2 separate regions of the Mus musculus genome follow, and region 2 is linked to region 1. Evidence: chromatin loops called from intact Hi-C (ENCODE). Cell type or tissue: left cerebral cortex. All regions are shown on one strand. Each heading gives the region's core, and the rest is flanking DNA. Links, peaks and the distances in the headings are about the cores only. Region 1 overlaps Crybg1 (crystallin beta-gamma domain containing 1). Region 2 has its middle 29 kb from the start of Crybg1.

Region 1 (10,303 bases), core at 893-8,892:
CAGCCTGTAGGGAAGCCCTCGAGGCATTTTCTGGATAGAATTAATGTGAAAGGGCCCAGCTCACCATGGGTGGGTTGTCGCAGGCGGCGGCCAGGTGGTCCTGGGGTGTATAAGAAAGCTAACTGAGCAAGGCAGGAGGCGCAAGCTAGTCAGCAGTGTTCCTCCAGTTTTACCCCCAGGTTCCGACCTTGAGTTCCTGCCTCAGCTTCCTCCACAATGGCCTGTGAGGTGATGAAAGAAAACCTCTCCTCCCCAGGTTGTTTTCTCTTGGTCTTTAGCAGCAGTCCATACCTAACTAAGACACCCGCCATGATGTGCTGCCTCACTGTGGAGTCAGAAGCAGCTGAGCCCACCTTGGATGAAACAGCCAACTGTGAAACCTTCCTCCTGAGACAGTATCTCACTCAGGTGCTCTGTCACAGTAAGGGGACGCTGCCAGAAACTGACCAGGCTTTCGGTACATTTTGATTTGCCACTTACTGTCCTTAGCACATCCTGAAATTTGGAATGGCTTCGGCGTGTGCGTGTGCGTGTGCGTGTGTGTGTGTGCGTGTGTGTGTGTGTGTGTGTGTTGTCTTTTAATACTGTAGGGTTTCTTTCCTTTTTCTTTTGGGACCAGGATCTCCTGTAGCACAAGCTGAGGATGACTTTGAACTCCTAAAGTGCTGGGGTTATTATGCTGCGCACCTGGCTGATGGCACTAACGTCCTTACAGTGTGCATGGAGCCTGGGCTTCTATCAGCAACTGCAGCGTGCTTCTCTGAGGGCCTTTCTGTGGCTGTTGCCACTGTTCACTCTTTCCTGGCCTTGTGCCTACCCAGCAGCCTGCCACTCTTGAGTCTTGTCTCTGTCTACTCAAGGCTGTTTTATACTCCCCTGCATTAAGGTTCCTTAGATTCTTGCTTCAGGCCTTTCACATCAATAGACCTGTTTGGGGTAACTCTCTACTCCATTTATTCCTATGAGATATCTGTTTAGTATGATGTTGGATATGAGGTTTCCTCTGAAATCACTGTAGAGTTTTCTCAGTACAGATTTACTTATTTAACATGTATGAATATTTTGCCTGCATGTATGTAAGTGTACTGTGAGCATGCAGTGCCTGCAGAGGGCAGACAAAGGCGTCAGTTCTCTCGTATCTGGAGTTAGACAATATTCACAGTCAGGTAAGTGCTATAAACTGAATTGGATTCTCTGCAAGAGCATCAAGAGCTCTTAACTGCTGATCCCTCTCTCCAGCCCCCTGTACAGAAAGCAGGACGTGGTGGTACATGCCTTTAATGTTAGCACTTGGGAGGCAAATGCAGGCAGACATCTGTGAGTTTGAGGCCTGGTCTACACAGTAAGTTCCAAGACATCCAGGGCTACTTAGAGGGCACACATGTAAATGCCAGTGCCACTTGACTTCTGTCTATCTAGACTGTCTCAGCTCTTGTCCTTGAGCTCTCCCAGGTGGCAGTGCATTAAATCCTTGAGTGCACGGGGCACCTTGAACAAAAGGGTGGCTAAAATGTGCCAGCTGTCCCAGTCTGCCTTGGACGCTTGCTGGAGTTGGAGAGCTGCTGAATTAAGCCCACGATTTCATCATGTAGTTAACCAGGAATAAGTTTAATTCAAGAGACAAACTCAACAGGCGTTTATAGGATATCTTACCCCACTGTGCTCTAGCGACATACACAAAAGGACTACAGTTAGAGATGTACACAGAAGAACAAGACAGACAGGCTGGGTGCTGCAGACAGACTATTCCGACGATCTCTTGCCTATCCTTGGCTCCAGAGAGGAAGCAGGCTTGAACAGATGAAGCAGAAATGGGGTTTGTTCAGCCTCTGACAGGGGCACCAGTACTGTGATGAGGAAGCCATGTTCCAGGGATGTCTGGCAGTTTGTCGTAAAAGGACAGTGCTGTCTGGCCAGTGCATCACACAGTTGCTCCTGAACTGCCCACTGAGGTCTGGGCCCCTCTGCACCAACACTGCACAACCCTTGGCATCTCCCTCACTCTGCAACAAGGGAGGTCCTGGTGTCCTCGGATATGAAGCAGTCATCCTGCGGGTGGCCCTAGAGAAACCAGGCTGAAAGGTCTTTGTTTAGCTAAAAGTATAGAGTATGGCTTCAGCATTAGGTGTGGATAGTAAAGTAAGGGTTAATAAATTAGGCCATAATACTGTCCCAATAGCAGCTGTAAGGAAGGCATTGAAGTATCTGTAGACACTTGAGGGCAGTCCGTAGGTGAATTAAAGTAACCCAAGTTCTGTTCATGAGCAGATATCAACATGAAATTTTGAAAATTTATTCATTTGAATAGTAACTGAAAATAGTGGTTTATACTTATTAAACTCCTTGGAATAAGTATATAGGACTTTGCCACTCTGCCATCCAGCATAAATGGTCCCCGGAAGTGTTAAGGCCATGGATCAGAAGTCTGGCACCACGTTCTCCAATGCTAAAGTCTTCTAACAACCAACTTGGGCTTTTATCCTTCTCTCTAAGGGAATCTGTATGTCCACATTCAGACGTCTTGTCCCCTCCTATTCCTGGAAAAAAATTGTGATGTGGTCTTGTCTTGATCTTTAAAACATCTTATACCCTAAAGCTGCTACCAGGGCAGCCTGTTGAAGGAACTGAGAAAATACAAGGCAAAAAACAAGAACAACAAACTATTGGCTTCAAACTCAAATGTTTTTGAGATGATTCTGTCTGCCGTGGCTTTCGGAAACTTTCCACTTGGCTCCTCCAGCAGCTCTGTAATTTTTAGTTTTCTTCAATAAGGTGGCCAGAAAATCCCCTGGAAATACTCCTCCTGCAGTCTTGGTTCAGGTTCACAGGACCATGGCTTCCCACACTTGTGTTAACTTCTCTGTGCTCACTGTGTTGAGGATGATGTGATTTTGATCATACTGCGCACCCCCTGAAGGAAAGAAAAAAAGTCAAGAACTGTGCCGGAAAAGAAGGGAGAAAGTGTTTGTTGAAACATCCGAAGAACAAAGAGAACCGGGAGTAAAAGTGCTGTAGGGAAAGGGGAGAGAGGCTCGGGATGGGGCTGCACAGGGTGATGAGGTCAGCTTGCTGGGGCTGTGGCTAAAATCCATACAGCCCTTTACCTTCTGGCTCTCACTTTTCTACCCAGCCATACAGGCCAGTCTAACCACTATTACCATATCTGAAATGGGGACACGAGGGTAAAATCTAGAGAGAGGGGAAAGCAAAGATGCTGTAAGACAGAACTGGGGATCGCGGATGGGAGATACCAGTGAGGTGGGCACAGCTGGTGGCAGTGGAAAGAGGAGAGAAAGGCTGTGGGGGAGGCAGCAGAGGAAATGAGTTCTGCATGCATGATAAAACACAGCTGTAATTAGGTTAAAGGTTTGAATGATACCCCAAAGGATGCAGAGGACACAGGAGACCCCCACTGCTGGGGGAACTTGGGTGTGTAAAGCAGTGCTGAGTGGCGCTTTGTAGGAAGCCTCTATTTGTCCCACTAGCATGTTTGAAGGGGTCCTTTCACAGGTGCTTGCTGAAAATGTGAGGGACCTTTGTGTTAGAGGTAGCCAGTACCTTTCAATAGAAGGATCAATAAAACAGAGGGTTATCTGATTTTTCCCCAGTGTGGATTAACCATCCTTTCCAATGATTCATCTGCTTAAGCAGAAGCCTCGCCACCAAGGACCGTGTGGAAATTAAAATCTGCATTTGGATGCAGAGCACAGAATCCTGTGTTATCCTCAGATAAGAAACAGCATTCATCTCTCCCTTAAGCCATTTACAACAGCAAAAGAGGCTGAGAAAGTAGCCATCGAAGGAAATCATCTCCTGTTTAAGAATCTGGCTTGGTGTTAGCCAGCACCACAGTTCTCCAGAGCAGGGTGCAGTGCAGTGCACAGAACCAGGAAAAGCTTGCAAGCCTCGCTTTCAGCCCCAGCAAGTCCTGCCCAACACCAAGACACACAGGCCTCAGCTGGAGACGTGGTGTGGCACTTAGCACACGTCTTGTTCTTGCAGAGGTCCTGGGTTAGACTCCCAGCACCAATATGGTAGCTCAAAACCACCAACAATTGATGCCATGGAATCCAGAGTTCTTTTTGGACCTTGGAGGACACCAGACATTCAAGTGCACAGACATACATGTGCATAAAACACTCAGGCACATTGATACACCTAATTTTATTTTTTTTTATAAAGACAACAGACTCCAATCTTAAGGACGCTGTCTTTTCATTCTTGAGCATCTGGTGCCTTTACACGCTTCCTGTGTTTAGTGTTGTTAGCATCACAAAGTTCTTGAGTAGCAATCTGAATAATTGTTTTACATTTGAAAAGAATTTAGAACATTTTTTTTCTTTTAGGAGACATTTCTACTGACCAATACAGAAGACAGTGAGGGATGGGTGAATACTTAAAGTGAAGAATCCTGCCATGTGTTTAGAGACAGGTAGGAGAGGTTACTTTTCTTTAAGCTTCCTTCCCTGAAGGCTAGGTCTCAGGCTACCACTGCCAGTAGTCCTGACACACCTGTCACCTGTGCATTCTGAGGTAGCACCCATCCCCACCCATCTGTCTGAGAGCAGTTCTGTTGTTACAGGTATATTTGAGTTCTTGGCACATTGGACTGAGGAGGTATAATTTGAAAGAAAGTTTACATCCTAATTAGAATAAATCACTACTGTTCCATTAAATGGCAGCTTATACTAAAAAGACGCTGTCTGGTGTGGCTGAAGCAGAAACGTTACAGAGTTAAGACCAGCATCGGGTTAATTGCCTGGAGCTACCTTTTCTCTGTTGGCTAGTGTTTAGTGTCTGTGTCTTACATAGTAGTTTGATTTGCCCTACCAGGCGTTGGTATCATGAGTCGGCTTCCGCTGTTGTCATAGGATACCTGGTCTGGAGTCCTATGCCAGCATTCACTAAAACAACTCACTCCCCACATACAAGGCAAGAGGAAAGACTTGATAAGACTTAGCCTAACAAAGGAAAACCACAGAAGAGCAGAGAGCTGGGCCCATGCTTTTCTTGCTAGGGTGCTGGCCATGCAGCCTGCTCTTGTCCAGAAGGTGGCACTGTTTCCCCACATTCTGAGAAACCTAAATTCAGGGGCACAAGAAAGTTGCTGCTTCACATGGCAGAAGCCACAGAGAACCCACAAACCTACAGGCTAGCACCTTCACTCCAGAGGGTGGGGCTCTAAAGAGTCCCATAGATAGCAGAGACAGCCATTTTCTTCACTTTGGTACCCAGTGTCTAACAGCCTGGCACATAGTGAAGACAAAAATTAAATGAGTGCCCTAAGGACCACAGTGAGCTTAGAAACACAAGGTTTGTTCAGCTGCATCGGGGAACTAAATATTGTTATCCCCTTCCCCCAACACACATTTACTCAATACCTTATCTTTCCAACTTAGTTAAATTTTTCTGGGGCTCATTCTTAGGGAAGGTGAGGCTAGGGATAGATCCAAGTCTGCCTTCACCAGCACAAGGAAGTCTCAAAACCACACGATGCTGGCAGCATGAATGATCCTATAGGAATAAAGGCCTGCCGGGGTCAGTGCTTCTCAAATGGTTCACACTTGGAGCTGTCTGTGAGCTGGGCCTCTGTATGACTATAGACACAGGGAGGGAGGGAAGGAAGGAGGGAGGGAGGGAGGCTACCTCTAGCTGTCCATTTCCCACACCCAAGCTTCCACTTGCCTTTTATGCGAAGAGCTTGGTTTCTATGAAGCCTATAGTCACATCACTTAATTTTTGATGCTGTCTGCATTTGCCTGCCTCCCTCCCTCCCTCCCTCCCTCCCTCCCTCCCTCCCTCCCTCCCTCTCTCCCTTCCTTCATTCTGCCTCTCTGAGCACCCTCTAGCTCCTCGGGCTTTGTGTTTCCTCTCACTACTGAGTGGGTTGGCCGCCTACCGACCGGGACCACCAGGACTGTAAAGCAGGGCTGCTTCCTGTGTAGCTACCAGTGCCCTGTTTCCCATGTCCAGAGTGTCTTAAGGACCGAGCTGTCACGGTTTCTTTGCACTGACTTCCTTGTTCTCAGTGCATAGGTGGCATGCTGTGGCCCCTGACGACCACCAGCCCACTGGTACATCCTCTCCTGTTGGGGAATAGCCAGGGTGTTAACCACTGAAGGCACCTAGGTGTGGCAGAGGATAGGCCTATAATTTCAGAATTTAGGATGCTGAGGTAGGTGAGCTGCCCAGAGTTAAAGGGCAGCCTAGACTAGAGTGACCCAAAATAAACATAAAGTGACTATAACGAACAAATAAATGATAACTTATTCCAGTACCACGACTAAGCTTCCCTTCATTTACTTGCAAACAGCAACAGTGCCCGACCACTGTGTTCCCAAATACTGGGTGGGTGGGCTTTTTCAAATGTGTTTTAAATGTGGTAAGATTCTTGAACCATCACCCCCAGCAACACCTAGGAACTTGTTAGACAACCACGTTTGGGAGCCACCTCCAGACCGCCTAGATCAGGAGGAACTCTAATGCTGGTGCCACTAATCTGTGTTTTAACACACCCATCCATACCTGAGAGACTGACTGCAGGACCAGCTTTCCTTCCCAAGCACTCTCTGTAGAGAAGCCTCACTGAAACCTCACCAGCGTGCAGCAGCAGCCCTCGGGTGCCGTGACAGCTATTCTGGTTGTCATGGTGACCACATCTGGAATTAGCTAAAACCCAAAAATGGCTGCACACACCTTTGAGGGTATTTTCCTTAATTAAGTCATTTGAAGTGGGAACACCCACTTCTGATCCAGTCTTCGAGGTTGGAAGCCACACCTTTACTCCAGATCTTTTGAGGTGGGAAGAGCCACCTACAATCTGGGCCACACCTGCTGGAAGCCTATATAAGAGTGGTTCTCAACCTGTGGGTTATGACCGACCCTTTCATAGGGGTCACCCAAGACCATGTACTTACACTACAGTTCATAGCAGTAGGAAAATTACAGTTGTGAAGTAGCAAATAAAACAATTTTATGGTCAGGGGTCACCACAACATGAGGAACTGTGTAAAAGGGTTGCAGCATTGGGAAGGTCGAGAGCCACTACTGTATAAGGCCATGGAAGAAGGAAGCCTCCCTCTTTGCCTGCTGCCTCTAGCTCTCGATGGCAAGCCCATTCCTTCACTGGCATCGGAGCCTCCTTCTTCAGGATTCCAGTATATTCTAAATACCAACTAAAACATATAGTTAGACAAAAATTTCCCACTCAGATGGGACTAAACTATTGTGTTCTTAGATTTTCCATTCATAGGCAGCCATTGTTGGATAAGCTGACCACATTCTAAGTTATTCTAATAAACACCCTTTCTAAATATATAGAAAGAATCATTCTATAAGTTCTGTAACTAGAGAACCCTAATACACTATAATTCCTTCTAGAACTCAAGGTTTTTCAATGAAAAACTACCTGTGTGTACATTACCAAGTACACTGACCAAATGAGATCACAGCCTAACACTACTATACAAATAGGACTGAGGATATAGCTCAGTGCGCACTTGCTTAGCAGACGTTAGACCTTGATTCAAAACACTGGCATTTCCTAACAGGCTTTTCCTTAATGAAGCAAGGGAACCGCACAGGGAGAGAAATGATCCTTACCTTTCACATCCAACACTAAATTTGGTTTCATCTTGCTGTAGATCCTGCCGTCGGACTTCATGCACCAGAACTGACTGTCGACATTTTGATCGAGGGCCAGTCCTAGTTTGGAGCCAGACGTGACGAGGCTGCCCACGATCGTCAGGCAGCAGTCTTCTGCTATCTGCATAGGAAACAACAGGCTGTCTCAGAACTCCCACTAGGAAGTCCCTGGCTGGTTCTAGCTCATCTTTTAGCCATTTTAGCTATTAGCTTCAGTAACTGAAGCCAAGCAACGGGACTTTATTTCAGATGATGTGAACGATTTCAAGATTACCCCTTGTAAGACTGTTACCATAGGGAGAAGCCTCAGGGGGACTAAGTGGTTAACACAGCTGCTCTTTCAAAGCACCCACATGGTGGCTAACAACTGTCTGCAACTCCAGTCCTGGGGGATCCATCTTATGCCCTCTTCTGGCCTCTGTGGATATGAGTGCATATACATGCAGGTAAAATATCCATACACTTAAAAATTAAAAACAAAAACAAAACAACAACAAAAAGCCAACACAAAAGAACCTAAGAGGAGCCTTGGTATAGTAAATTGCCCACAGCTTGGGTCTCCCTGTCAGCAGTGCGCATGCTCAGAGGCCACATCTGAAGCTCGCCGTCAGCCTGAGTTTCCAGCTCAGCCTGCTCTTCTTTGTAGCTGCACTAGAACAACCACTGACTATATCCCCCAGGCCTACCCCCTTAAACCTGGAGTTACATTCATTTACTCCTTGTCTCTCCTTCATGAGAAACACCTAAAATTGTCTAAATTGGCACGTTATCATCCACATATAAAAAGTAGAATGCAAACCCCAAAGAAGGTGCTTAAATGCAAGGATTTAAAAGTTCCCCTGAAGTAACAAAAGGCACCGCTCACCACTAGCACCATACTACAGTGAAAGCTTATTAAAAGCGGACTGTTCAGGGCAGGGGGCGTGGCTCAGCAGGTGAGTGCTTGGTTTGTATGTGTGAGGCCTTGGGTGCTGTGCGAGTGCACAGACACACATGTGCTGGTCAAAGTCTTGTGAGCATATGGGAGATTTCGCCTTTTCTCCTTGACCTACTGAAATGAGATATCAAATAAGATCACAGAAATGTTGGGACCGCTGAGGGTACCATGCTCCTGTACTGAGATGACCTAAGGCAGAACTTGCCTTCTTCTGTTTTCTCCTGTGTCTAAGCAGCACCTCTCCTCACAAAGCACATCTGTGCCCCCCCAGGCACACAGACAGAGTGAGCGGGCATGTGTTCCTGCTGACTCACAGGCAGCAAACAGTCAGGCTCACAGTCAAGGAGTGAAGAGGATGCCATGTCCCTGTGGCTCAGCATATGTGTGTCTCTCTCTACCTCTGATGTCTGAGCACACTTACGTGTCACTACTCCCTTGCTGGAGTCTCCTCCCATTGTAACTTCCTAACCCTGATTCTGAATATCTCTCAGTTGGGAAGTATTTTCACAGGAAAACCTTCCAATTTATTTCTGGAAGGTCTCTGGAACGGTGTCACAGCACCTACCTGAGAAGATCAAAGGCACAGTAAGGCAGAGGTCTGCACAGCCCCGAATGCTCACCCTGCATTTGATGCACCCTTCTTGATAGATCCAGATCTGATCATCAGCACCAACATCTTCCATGACCTGGACTCGGAGAAGCTTCAGGTCTTCCAAGTTCCCGTTGGTTGACATAAATAGTCCTGTTGCTTTGTTTCGAAGTCTGAAGTAAATTCGTTTCTAGGAGACAAAAAACCCAGCGGTAGTTACATACGAGTGTGTGGTCAGAAGAACTGAGGCGTCGGTATCTGGAAGAATCCAGAGTGGAACATAAGGGTTAAAGAGGGCGACCACACCGAGGGAGCCCACGCAAGGGTCTAAGTGCTGTTCTCAGTGCTAGCAGTGTGGGGACCTTCCAGTGTGACCAAGGCATGGAGTGTGTTGTGGACAAGCAGAGCTGACACTGCTATTGTGCATGTCGGCACGTCTGAAACACCCTTGCTTCTAGGTGCTACGAACTTCATGTCCAGATGCTGAGGGACGAGGGCCCAGCGTCCAGCTTCCCCTCAGAACTAAAAGGATGAACTATATTTACAGAAATGCTTTTTGAGAAGAGTCTGCACAGCACGGAGGGAAATTGCACACACCTGAGCAAAGGGCCGGAGGGAGCCTATTTGGCGACAGGCACTGAACTCATACCAGTTTGGTACTTCTGCAGGAGACAGCAGGAACTGCCGGCCTCTGTAATTGCCATATTCATAGGTAACCCATCTGCAAAGAGGACAAACCACAGCTGATGACAACGTCCATTTGATGGTGGGCCCTGTCAGTTACATTTGCTTTCAGAAATGCTGTAAATTTCTCGTCTCCTCTCGTCTTGTGTGTGTCTCTCTCTCATCCTTTTTTTTTTCCTTGTCTGTTGTTGGAACAGGGTCTTTCTGTGTAGCCCTGGTTGTCCTAGAACTGGATATGTAGATCAAGCTGGCCTGCCTCTTCTTCCCAAATGCAGGGATTAAAGGTGTGCCCCATCATGCCCAGCTCAGAACACGCTGAACTTTGAATACACATTGGAGGGGAAATTAGCCTACGTTCTAGAGCATTCAAAGCTATTTCTTGATAAATAGTGAATTTTTGGAGGATCAGGAGTACTTAAGTATTTACGTCAGAATTCATTTTGAGAAAT
Region 2 (10,303 bases), core at 1,355-9,354, 220 kb after region 1:
GTGTGCACCAGGCATACACATGGTGCACAGACAATCATGCAGGCAAAACACCCACACACATAAAATAAAATAATATTAAAAAAAAAAACTAAAAATTTCTAGCCAGGCATGGGGGTGCATGCCTGCGACCCCAGAACTTGGGAGACAGAATCAAGAGGATCAGAAACACAAGGATGTCCATGCTACATGGAGAGTTGGTGGCCATCTTGGGACCTTGGGCTAAAGGAGACCCTATCTCAGAGAGAGAGAGAGAGAGAGAGAGAGAGAGAGAGAGAGAGAGAGAGAGAGAGAGAGAGAGAGAGATTTAAATATCAAAGAGTTTTCACACATAGACAACCCATAGTTCAAATATCCATGAGAAGAGGATGACAAAGTGTCCAGAGGCCAGGCCACACCTGAAGCCTCAGAGGACCAGGGGCCATAGACAAAAACTTGCTCCCTAGTGAGCAGCTACTGGGAAGTGCTGACTGTCAACATTAAGAGCTGAGGTCCTTCCAGGTGTAGTGACAATGACACACTCCTTTAATCCCAGACTCTGGAGGCAGGAGCAGGAGGAGCTCTGTGAGTTCAAGGGCGACCAGGTCCACAGACCAAGTTCCAGTCTAACGGGGCTGTACAGTGAGACCCTGTCTCAAAAACCAATGCCAATGCAAAAAAATAAAAATAAAAATAAAAATAAAAATAAAATAAAAATAAAACTGAGGCCCTAAAGGAGGGCTTCAGGATTCCAAGGCCTACTCTTGGAGGACTTTACAGGACCCTGCCCCTTCCTTCTTTTGAGATTTTTTTTTTTTCCTTCAGGGGTTGACAAGTATACATTTGTTAAGCCTAAATAAAACTTTTCTCTTTATGAGGGAGTTATCTCAAGCTTTCTTTGAAGTGATAGAAAGTTGGATAACAGCCTGGTGGTGATGAACACCTTCAATCTGAGCCCTTAGGAGACAGAGGCAAGCTATCGAGGCTAGCCTGGTCCTACATAGAGTGTGCCAGACAGTCAGGGCTCTGTAGAGAGACCCTGTTTCAAAATAAAACCAAAGCAAACCAGCCGACAAACAAGCAAAGCAAGATAAGACCTGGAGAGGACCTGTTGGGCAGGGTGGGGTTGGCAGGACTAGATGGGAAATAGGAGGGGTGGGTGTGAGAGTAACCACAATACACATATATGAAGTTGTCAAAGAATAAATCTAATGCTTAAAGGCAGGGAGGGAGAGGGTGCCCTGGGTGGCGGCCCATGTTTTTCAGCCCAGGACTTGGAGCTAACCTCACAATGAAGGTTGGGTAGTTCTCAGTGGCAGAGCACTCATCCAGCATGCACAAGGCTGTCTGTTCAATCCCCAACACTAAAAAACGTAATCATAGCAAAATGCCTGCCTCTGACACTGTATGTGGCTACTATTAAGGGAAAGAAACCAGTCCAAAATCTCCAGTGTGCACTTTGAGCATCATCTATTCTTTAAGCAACTGGACTGGTGGACACATACCATCGCACACGTCAGAACCTACAGAATTTACACCAATGCTGACTCATAATGTAAAGCATGCACACTGTGTGCTAATTATCAGGTTCATTGTCATGCAAGAGCCTTAGATGCAGCTTCATTGTTGGTAATAAACGTACCACATTGGTTCCGGGTGCCAGTACCAGGGGTGGCTGGGTGGGGAGTGTCCACATAAGGTTCCAACTCTACTACAAGGAAATAAGATAGTTTATTCTAAATTAGGCATGGTGGCACATCCTTGGACTCTCAGAACTCAGGGAAACCGGATAGCAAACCCAGTGGCAGCCTCAGCTACAGAGAAGTACTTTGTTCCAATAGAAAGAGAAAATAGTTGATTCTGAGTCAAATATGAGTGGCCATGGCCGTAGAACAGTCTCAAGCCCTGAATGACATGTCCTTCTATGGGAGAGAATTTGTAAACTTTTATAGTCACAGGACAGAAAGTAACGAAGAAATGTGTTGAACATATACACAAAGCATTCGTATTGAGTGGCTTCGGCAAGGGAGAGAATCTATAGATATTTCTTGGGGCTAGCAAGATGGCTTAGCAGCAAAAGGTGAATTCTGTTCTTGTAAAGAATCCAATGGTTCCCAGCACCCATGCCAGACAGCTTAAACCTGCCATTGGCTCCAGTTCCAGGAGACCCAATGCTGTCTTCTGGGCTCTCTGAAAACATAACGCACATACACGCACATACTTCCCCAGCCCCTACTCCTGCGGAAACACATAGAGACATAATTAAAATAAAAATTTTAAATGTAATTAAAAAGGCATGTCTCTTTGTAGTTCAAGCTTGCCAGAAACTCACTATGTAGACCAGGCTGGCTGAAAACTTGTGATCCTACCAGCTCTGACTCCCATATTCTGGGATCGCAGGCCAATTCACCCAGTAATGACTTTGGAGCACTAGGGATCCAACTTAGGACCTGTCATTGTCCAGGAGACACTACCACTGAGCTATAACCCTGCTGAGACATATTTCTAGCCCTGAAGTTTAATTTATTAATATGCATCTGTGCATGCACCTATGTGTCTTCCTGTGTGGGTACACATGAGTATACAAAGAGGCTGACGGATACCCTTGGGTTTCATCTTCAGTAATGCCATCTATGTCCTTTGAGCTTGCATCTCATGACATACTAATTATGCTAGTCTGTCTGGCCAGCATCCCTGGGGTCCTATCCTCATCTTTTCAGTACTGGGGTGACAAGTGCATACCCTGATTGGCATTTTGATGTGACTTCCGGATATTAAAACCATGTCCTCATGCAAATCATGACTCTATGGGGTCATCTATCCATCTGGTCAACCCATTTCCCACCCCAGTCTTTTGAGGTGATAATTCTGAAGAGATCTGATCAATTCAGGTGGGTATGACCATACACTGAGGTTGTCATCCCAACATTCTTAGTTTAGGATTGATAGACACTAGAGCTGTGTACAGCTTAGCGGTACATTCCAAGAGCTTTTTGGTCGTTTGCGATGGGGGCTCTGGAGTAGTCTGGAGCTTTTTGTCCTGCCTTCAGCTCCTGAGTTCTGCAATAGAGTTTTATCTCAAGGTCAAGAAAATGTTAGGTGAGAAATAAAGGTTGATAATAAATGACTATAAAGAAGGTTCTGGGGGGCGAGGGCATTAACTCAACTGATAGAGTGCTTGTCTAGCATACAAAAGGCACCCGGTTCAACCTGAGTTCGAGCCCCAATACCACATAAACAAGGCATGTGCCTGCAATCCCAGAACACCAGAGGTGGAGACAGGACAATTCAGAGTCCACACTTATCCTTATCCGTATACTACATTCAAGGCCAGGAAGAATGGCGAGCTAATGATAGTCCAAGTGAAGGTACTTTTGGCTTTGGACCCAGTGTGTCTATGTCCCCCCAGTCATACTATTCCCCCATAGCCAAAATCAACATGTCTCTGGGACTGTTAATGCTCATGCAACTTCTTCAGAAAACGTCCGCCCTCAGCAGCACAGAAAGATATAGAAAGATACAGAAACTACCTTCCATTCAAGTTTGCTGTGAACCAAAAACTACTCTTGAAAATAAAACCTGTTAAATCTTTAAAAAGCACCTGTGCATGTCGATGTATGCCTGTAATACCAGCATAGCGTATGTGAATGTGTGTGTGTGTGTGTGTGTGTGTGTGTGTGTGTGTGTGTGTGTCTGCGCGTGCGTGCATGCATGTGTGTGTCAGAGGAGAGTATTTAGGATTCATTTCACTCCTTCCACAGTGAGTTCTAGAGATCAAACTTAGGTCACCAGGCTTGTGTGGCAAGATATTTTACTTGCTGAGTCATCTTGCCAATTCCGTTTCTTTTTTTAAAAAAGTGTGTGTGTGTGTGTGTGTGTGTATGTGTGTGTGTGTGTGTGTGTGTGTGTGTGTGTGTTTCAAGAGGTAGGCAGTGATCAAGAGTGGGAGGAAACCAGAAGCTTGTGGATAGGAGATCTGTGGTTGAGTTTGTCTGGTGCCTGTGTTTTAGGGCCACATCTCAAACCAATGAGAATTTGTTGTTGGAGCATCTATTCTGGAATGTCTGGTGACTTGATTTTGTGCAGGTCTTTTGTAGTAAGTATTTATGAGGGTTTCTATCCTGTTTTAGATCATTCAGTTCCCAGATAAAAGACACAAAACCTTCATATGTATGATAAGCCTTGGGCAGCATTAGAGCTGGGTGGAGATCAACCCTCTAAGCTACTTTGCCCCCTTCCCTGTCAGTGACCCTGAGATATGACTTACCATGTTTGCCTGGGCCACCCTTACTCTGACTGGCCAGCCTTCATAACCAGTTCTCATGACTCCTCACCTCATGACCACTTCTCCTCTCTCCACCCTCTCTTTCTTCTCTCTCATGGTCCTACCTTCAACCCCAAACTCAGGAACCAAGACTCCACCTACCTCTCCTCTGCCCAGCTTAGGCATCATTATTTTAAAATTAAGTTTAATAGCATCACTTGGTGTGTAGGAGGATTTCCTTGTCCCTGGGGGCAACCAATCCTTGGGCACTAGTATTTAACATGGCAATACATAGCAACAGACCAAACCTTAACACAGGTCTTGTTCAGATAACACTAGCTGCTATGTTCACACATGCAAAGGCCATATCATTTCCAGAAGACAAATTTCACAGTGTTCCTCCTCATTCTCCAGCTCTCTCTCTCTCTCTCTCTCTCTCTCTCTCTCTCTCTCTCTCTCCCTCCCCCTTCTCCCTCTTTTTCTTTCTTTCTTTTCTTTGATCTGAGTCCAGGAGCTCAGACTCAGGTTGTTAAGCTTGGTGCCTTAAGACCCATTGGAGCATCTTCCAGCTCAGGAAGGAAACGGGTCTGAGAAAAATCAGAATTAGTACTAACAAGTTTTAGAAGGACTTTTTAATCTCTTTTCCCAGATTTATATTGTATATTTATATTACTGACCCAGGGCCAGTAGCTGAGGGTGAGCATGTGTGGAAGCCTTTGTTGTGCCACCTCCTGTGCTGGGATTACAGGTCTACACCACCACACCCAGTTATGGATTTGAATAAATTCTGTGTGAGAGCCTGTTTACAGCCTTTCTCACACTAACCAGATGTTTCCTCCTGGACAAGTCATCAAGGGTTGAAGGGGAGACTCTGACACCTAGTGGCTACAATGTATTACTACAAGGACTTCTTTTGGAAATTTTAAGAATGTCCTTTTAAAAAGTCACTTGACACTTGTCATTCTAAGTGGACCAAGGAACTCCACACGAAGCCAGAGACACTGAAACTAATAGAGAAGAAAATGGGTAAGAGCCTCAAAGATATGGGCACAGAGGAAAAATTCCTGAAGAGAACAGCAATGGCCTGTGCTGTAACATCAAGAATCGACAAATGTGACCTCATAAAATTGCAAAGTTTCTCTAAGGCAAAAGACACTGTCAATATGACAAAATGGCAACCAACAGATTGGGGAAAGATCTTTACCAATCTTAAATCCGATAGGAGGCTACTATCCAATATATATCAAGAACTCAAGAAGTTGGTTTTCAGAAAACTAACCCTATTAAAAATGGGGTACAGAGCTAAACAAAGAATTCTCAACTGAGGTATACCAAATGGCTGAGAAGCACCTTAAAAATGATCAACATTCTTAGTCATCAGGGAAATGCAAATCAAAACAACCCTGAGATTCCACCTCATTCACACCAGTCAAAATGGCTAAGATCAAAACTCAGGTGACAGCAGAATCTGGCAAGGATGTGGAGAAAGAGGAACACTCCTCCATTGCTGGTGGGATTGAAAGCTGGTGCAATCACTCTGGAAATCAGTTTGGCGATTCCTCAGATAATTGGACATAGTTCTACCAGAAGATCCAGAAATACCACTCCTGGGCATATACCCAGATGATGCTCCAACTTGTAATAAGGACACATGCTCCACTATGTTCATAGCAGCCTTATTTATAATAGCCAGAAGCTGGAAAGAACCCAGATGTCCCTCAACAGAGGAATGGATGCATAAAATGTGGTACATTTACACAATGGAGTACTACTCAGCTACTAAAAACAATGAATTCATGAATTCTTAGACAAATGGATGGATCTGGAGGATGTCATTCTAAGTGAGGTTACCCAATCACCAAAGATCACACATGATATGCACAAACTGATAAGTGGCTATTAGCCCAGAAGCTCAGAATACCTAAGATACAATATGTAAAACACATGAAACTCAAGAAGAAGAAAGACCAAAGTGTGGACACTTTGATCCTTCTTAGTAGGAGAAACAAAATACCCATGGAAGGAGTTAGAGAGACAAAGTTTGGAGCAGAGACTGAAGGACTGACAATCCAGAGACTGCCCCCCACCCCCAGGGATCCATCCCATAAATACCCACCAAACACAGCCCTATTGCAGATGCCAACAAGAGCTTGCTGACAGGAGACTGATATAGCTGTCTCCTGAGAGACTCTGCCAGTGCCTGACTAATACAGAACTCGATGCTCACAGTCATCCATTAGATGGAGCACAGGGTCCCTAGTGAAGGAGCTAGAGAAAGTACCCAAGGAGCTGAATAAGTTTGCTGCCCCCTAGGAGGAACAACAATATGAACTAACCAGTAACCCAAGAGCTCCCTGAGGCTAAACCACCAAATCAAAGAAAACCCAAAGAGAAATTGGTAGCTCTAACTGCGTATGTAGCAGAGGATGGTCTAGTCAGTCATCAATGGGAGGAGAGCTCTTGGTTCTATGCCCCAGTTTAGGGGAATGCCTGGGCCAGGAAGTGGGAATGGGTGGGTTGGGGAGCGGGGGCGGGGGGAGGATAGGGGATTTTTGGAGGGGAAACTAGGAAAGGGGATAACATTTGAAATGCAAATAAAGAAAATATCTAATAAAAAAGTAATTAAAAGAAAGAATTCTAAAGGAAAAAAATAAAGATGCCTTGTAAATTAGTATAAAATACATCTTAAAATAGGCTTTCCCCAAGGTGCCTGGAAAGTGCTCACAGCACTTCTTCTAGAAAATATTGGGATATTTGGGAAAAAACTCAAAGGACTGTGGACTGTGAGTTATTTTTCAAGGAGGATTTAAGACTTCCAAAACAGCTTAAGCATCCAAAATAGCCCCCTGTTTTTTGACTACTTTCAGGTTTCTTGACCCCCTCCCTCATCCTGTTTTTAGCATATATTTCAGAATTGATGTTTCCTTGCCCTGAAAGCAGACTGGCATTTTCTTACCACCTGGCTTTCATGATGATAGAAGCTGTCATGCAGACCACTGAGGGCATGAAGACAGAGTGATCTCAGCCAGTGCTGGATCTATAAGCTACAACACTAACTTGCTAGGTAAATTATCCCACGTAGTGTCATGATGGTTATGAGTAACCAAACACATTTAGTTCTGGTTTGAGACCTGATACCTACACTAAAGGATTTAATGTCTGCTACTGGAAACGTAGTTAAAAGCTTATGTCTGCGGGAGCAGCGAAAGGCTACAGGGGGAAGGCCACTGGTACATTACTTATGTTTATACTCAGGTTTGGACTGTTCTTAACCTTGATCAGAGAATGTCCCATACATACCAATGTATGAAAGGTGAAGAGTTGGGTTTCTCATGCTAGTTGAGAGTTTACTGACCGCTAATGCTATTTTTATCCATTGAACAAAAACATATTTCTTTCCATTATCATACATTTGTCTCTTCTGCTGTTGAACGATCTTTTAAGATATTTCTATTGGAGCATACTTTATTTTACTCAGTGTTTACCTTGTACCTAGAAGCTTTTGGCAGTGTTTTTGTAGTTCTAGTAACAAATGCCAGGTAGGGGTTTTCTGTAGGAAAGGCCATATCCAAAACTGAAAGTCATAAGTTTAGGACACTGTAGAACACAAAATAGGAGGAGCAAGAAAGTCAAGCTAGCAGAAGATGGAGAGAAATACCAAAAGGAGTAGCAATCACTGTATGGAAGCAGAGAATGATAGAACATCACTAGTTATTTGTAAATTGCAGAGGAAAGCACAGGCAAACAAAGGGCTCACCATTCCCTGTTGGGAAGGACTCAAGTTGTGCAGGTCTAACTGTGATTTAAATATGCTTGCATCCTCACATTTAAACATCTTTCTACATGTAGTTAGAGTCTGAAAGTGGCACATGAGAATAAGGTGTAAGATGTTTTAAGAAAAAGCAAGAATACAGAGTGAAGGTGCTGCAGGTCCAAATTAAAGAACTTCTCAAAAATGCTGAGTATATAAAATGACCACAGTCCAGTGTTCAGTAGAGAATGTTACTAAATTAGTACATATATAGATGTGAAGCTGTACACAACTGGATTCTCACCCCTTGATTTAGATGTGAATGACCCATATGAACTAGTTCATGTTGTTTGTGGTACCCTGTCCTTTGTCTGTCTTGTTTCTTCACAGAACTCCAAACAACATCCCAAGACAATGCCAATAACTGTGATTTTTACTCACAGGCACAACATATCTTTGCATACCGAGGGTCTGTGTCAAATCTCTAAACAAAACAAGATCATCAGTAGGAAAAATTAACAAAACTGAAAACTGTTTACAAATGAATGAGAGCATATAAATAGTGTGGGTTTGTGACTTTGTATTTGAAACTCACAAGAACTTTTTCAGAGCTTATGAAAATGTCTTAAAATGTGTTAATTATGCAGGTTGATGACAAAACCAAAACATATCAATATTATACTGCAGCATTATAGATGACATTCATTCATGATGAATCAAGGGACTTGATTTAATTGGCACATAAACTCAACCACACACAAACGCAGACAAATAGACTGCTCTCCCTTTCAGAATGAACATGCCTTTATATTGAGGCTCCTGTTTATCAGAACTAACAGCAAAATGGGCTAACTTCAAAATGATCCTATCCTGACATACTCTCGTGTGTCTCATATGTTACCTAATGTCAATGGAGTTTTTATTTGGACATCTGAGAGTTATGGAATGGGGGAGTGATGGACGTCATTGACACCAATTCTAGTCCCTCCTGCTTTTTCCAAAAATCTCTACAGAAGTAAGCGGTTTATTTGATTTGAATACACATACACTGTTAGACTTCTCTGAAGATTAAGCAAGACAACCTCAAAATCTATCAAGTTCATTTCTGTCCTTCTTCCTTTTCAGTAGACAACACTCCCTTTCCAGGAAAAAAAAAGCCTTCTGTGCAAATATCTTGACTTGATCCATTTCACAATCCATTGAAAGATTTTCATAATGTGTTGTATCTCAGTTTTTCAGACTGGCAGATATGTACCTAAATGGAGTGACAGACAGACAGAGAACCAGATGGGCAGTTGAAAATAGTATATTTTTATTTATTTTTGCTGTTGTCTCTTAGTAATGTAATATGCTTTGATTGTATTCTTTCCCTCATCCATTTATTTTAAAGGAGTATATGACTATAATTTAAGTGTGCTATAGAACAATACAGTATAATACTTTCTATATTTTTCCGATCTGTTTATTTTCTCAGGCAAAAAAATATACAGAAATTTAAGTAAAAATCTGGGTTTTCCATTATGTCCCAGTACCTTTGACCTTCTGTGCTGTTCACCTACCATAGAGTTCTTTGAAGATAAATTTCTATTCTTTGCTTACAGGAGACTGCTAGAAGAAATACTGGGCAGACATTTGTAGTTTAAGAACCCCACATATTTTAAATGGGAATATTCATTTTAACATGCTCTGCAACAGGAGGTTTATAAAACTTTCACGAGCTCCAGCCAATACGCCATTCACAATTAAATTTCTTTGTGTCAAAGTGGTTATTTTCAAAGTGGCCTCTAGGTTCTGCTAGCTTATCTCCTAACTTGAAATTTCAATGAAAGCCATTAGTTTTGTAATGGAATTGGGATTTTGTGATAATATTGCCGACCCCTCCATATGTAAGTCATTGCTTCTCTTCCTTCTGATTCCATTATTAATTGGGTAAAGTCTATGAGGTCATAGCATAAAATCATATTAACTACTCTACATGCATGGCTAATCACATACGTATGTTTTTCTGTGGCGAACAAAATATAGTTCTGCTTACTCAGGCACTTGAATCTTGCTGCCATCTAAACAATGAGGAATAGAAAGTTTAAAGCACATGGCTCTTCTCAAACACATTTAGAACAAACAGAAGATTTTATACCCTTCCCTCATTGCCCACGCCAAGCCACTCTCTCCCTAAAGAACTATTTCATGTTCTGGCTATCCAACATGGACAAAGGTCTCATTTGCCTTCATCTTTCCCTATACTCACTCTGCCTTCATCCTTCTTTCCTCTCTTAGCTTCTTCAGGTTGCTCAAGCATCAGAGAAAAATGA

What was found. Peaks named below come from ENCODE experiments on the same cell type or tissue, not always from the same donor. Only the 100,000 strongest peaks of a DNase experiment are listed, where the experiment ranks them.
Region 2: a loop joins it to region 1, with 6 times the contacts of the local background. A loop is called at or near these places in 21 of 42 quality-filtered maps.

Annotation. Positions count from the first base shown.
Region 1 is chr10:43,949,047-43,959,349 of GRCm38, forward strand. It overlaps Crybg1 (crystallin beta-gamma domain containing 1), which reads right to left. Exons shown (of 22, transcript NM_001368305.1): 19 at 9,768-9,891; 20 at 9,202-9,360; 21 at 7,603-7,765; 22 at 1,585-2,911. The coding sequence ends at 2,823. Among named protein-coding and RNA genes, the nearest start is that of Gm40636, 14 kb to the right of the region's middle. In left cerebral cortex, for the core only: CTCF peaks have their summits at 5,054 (motif pointing right) and 8,055 (motif pointing left); DNase peaks (open chromatin) are centred at 5,053 and 7,789.
Region 2 is chr10:44,172,506-44,182,808 of GRCm38, forward strand. It overlaps the pseudogene Speer5-ps1. Among named protein-coding and RNA genes, the nearest start is that of Crybg1, 29 kb to the left of the region's middle. In left cerebral cortex, for the core only: a CTCF peak has its summit at 5,126 (motif pointing left); no DNase peak of the experiment used is centred there.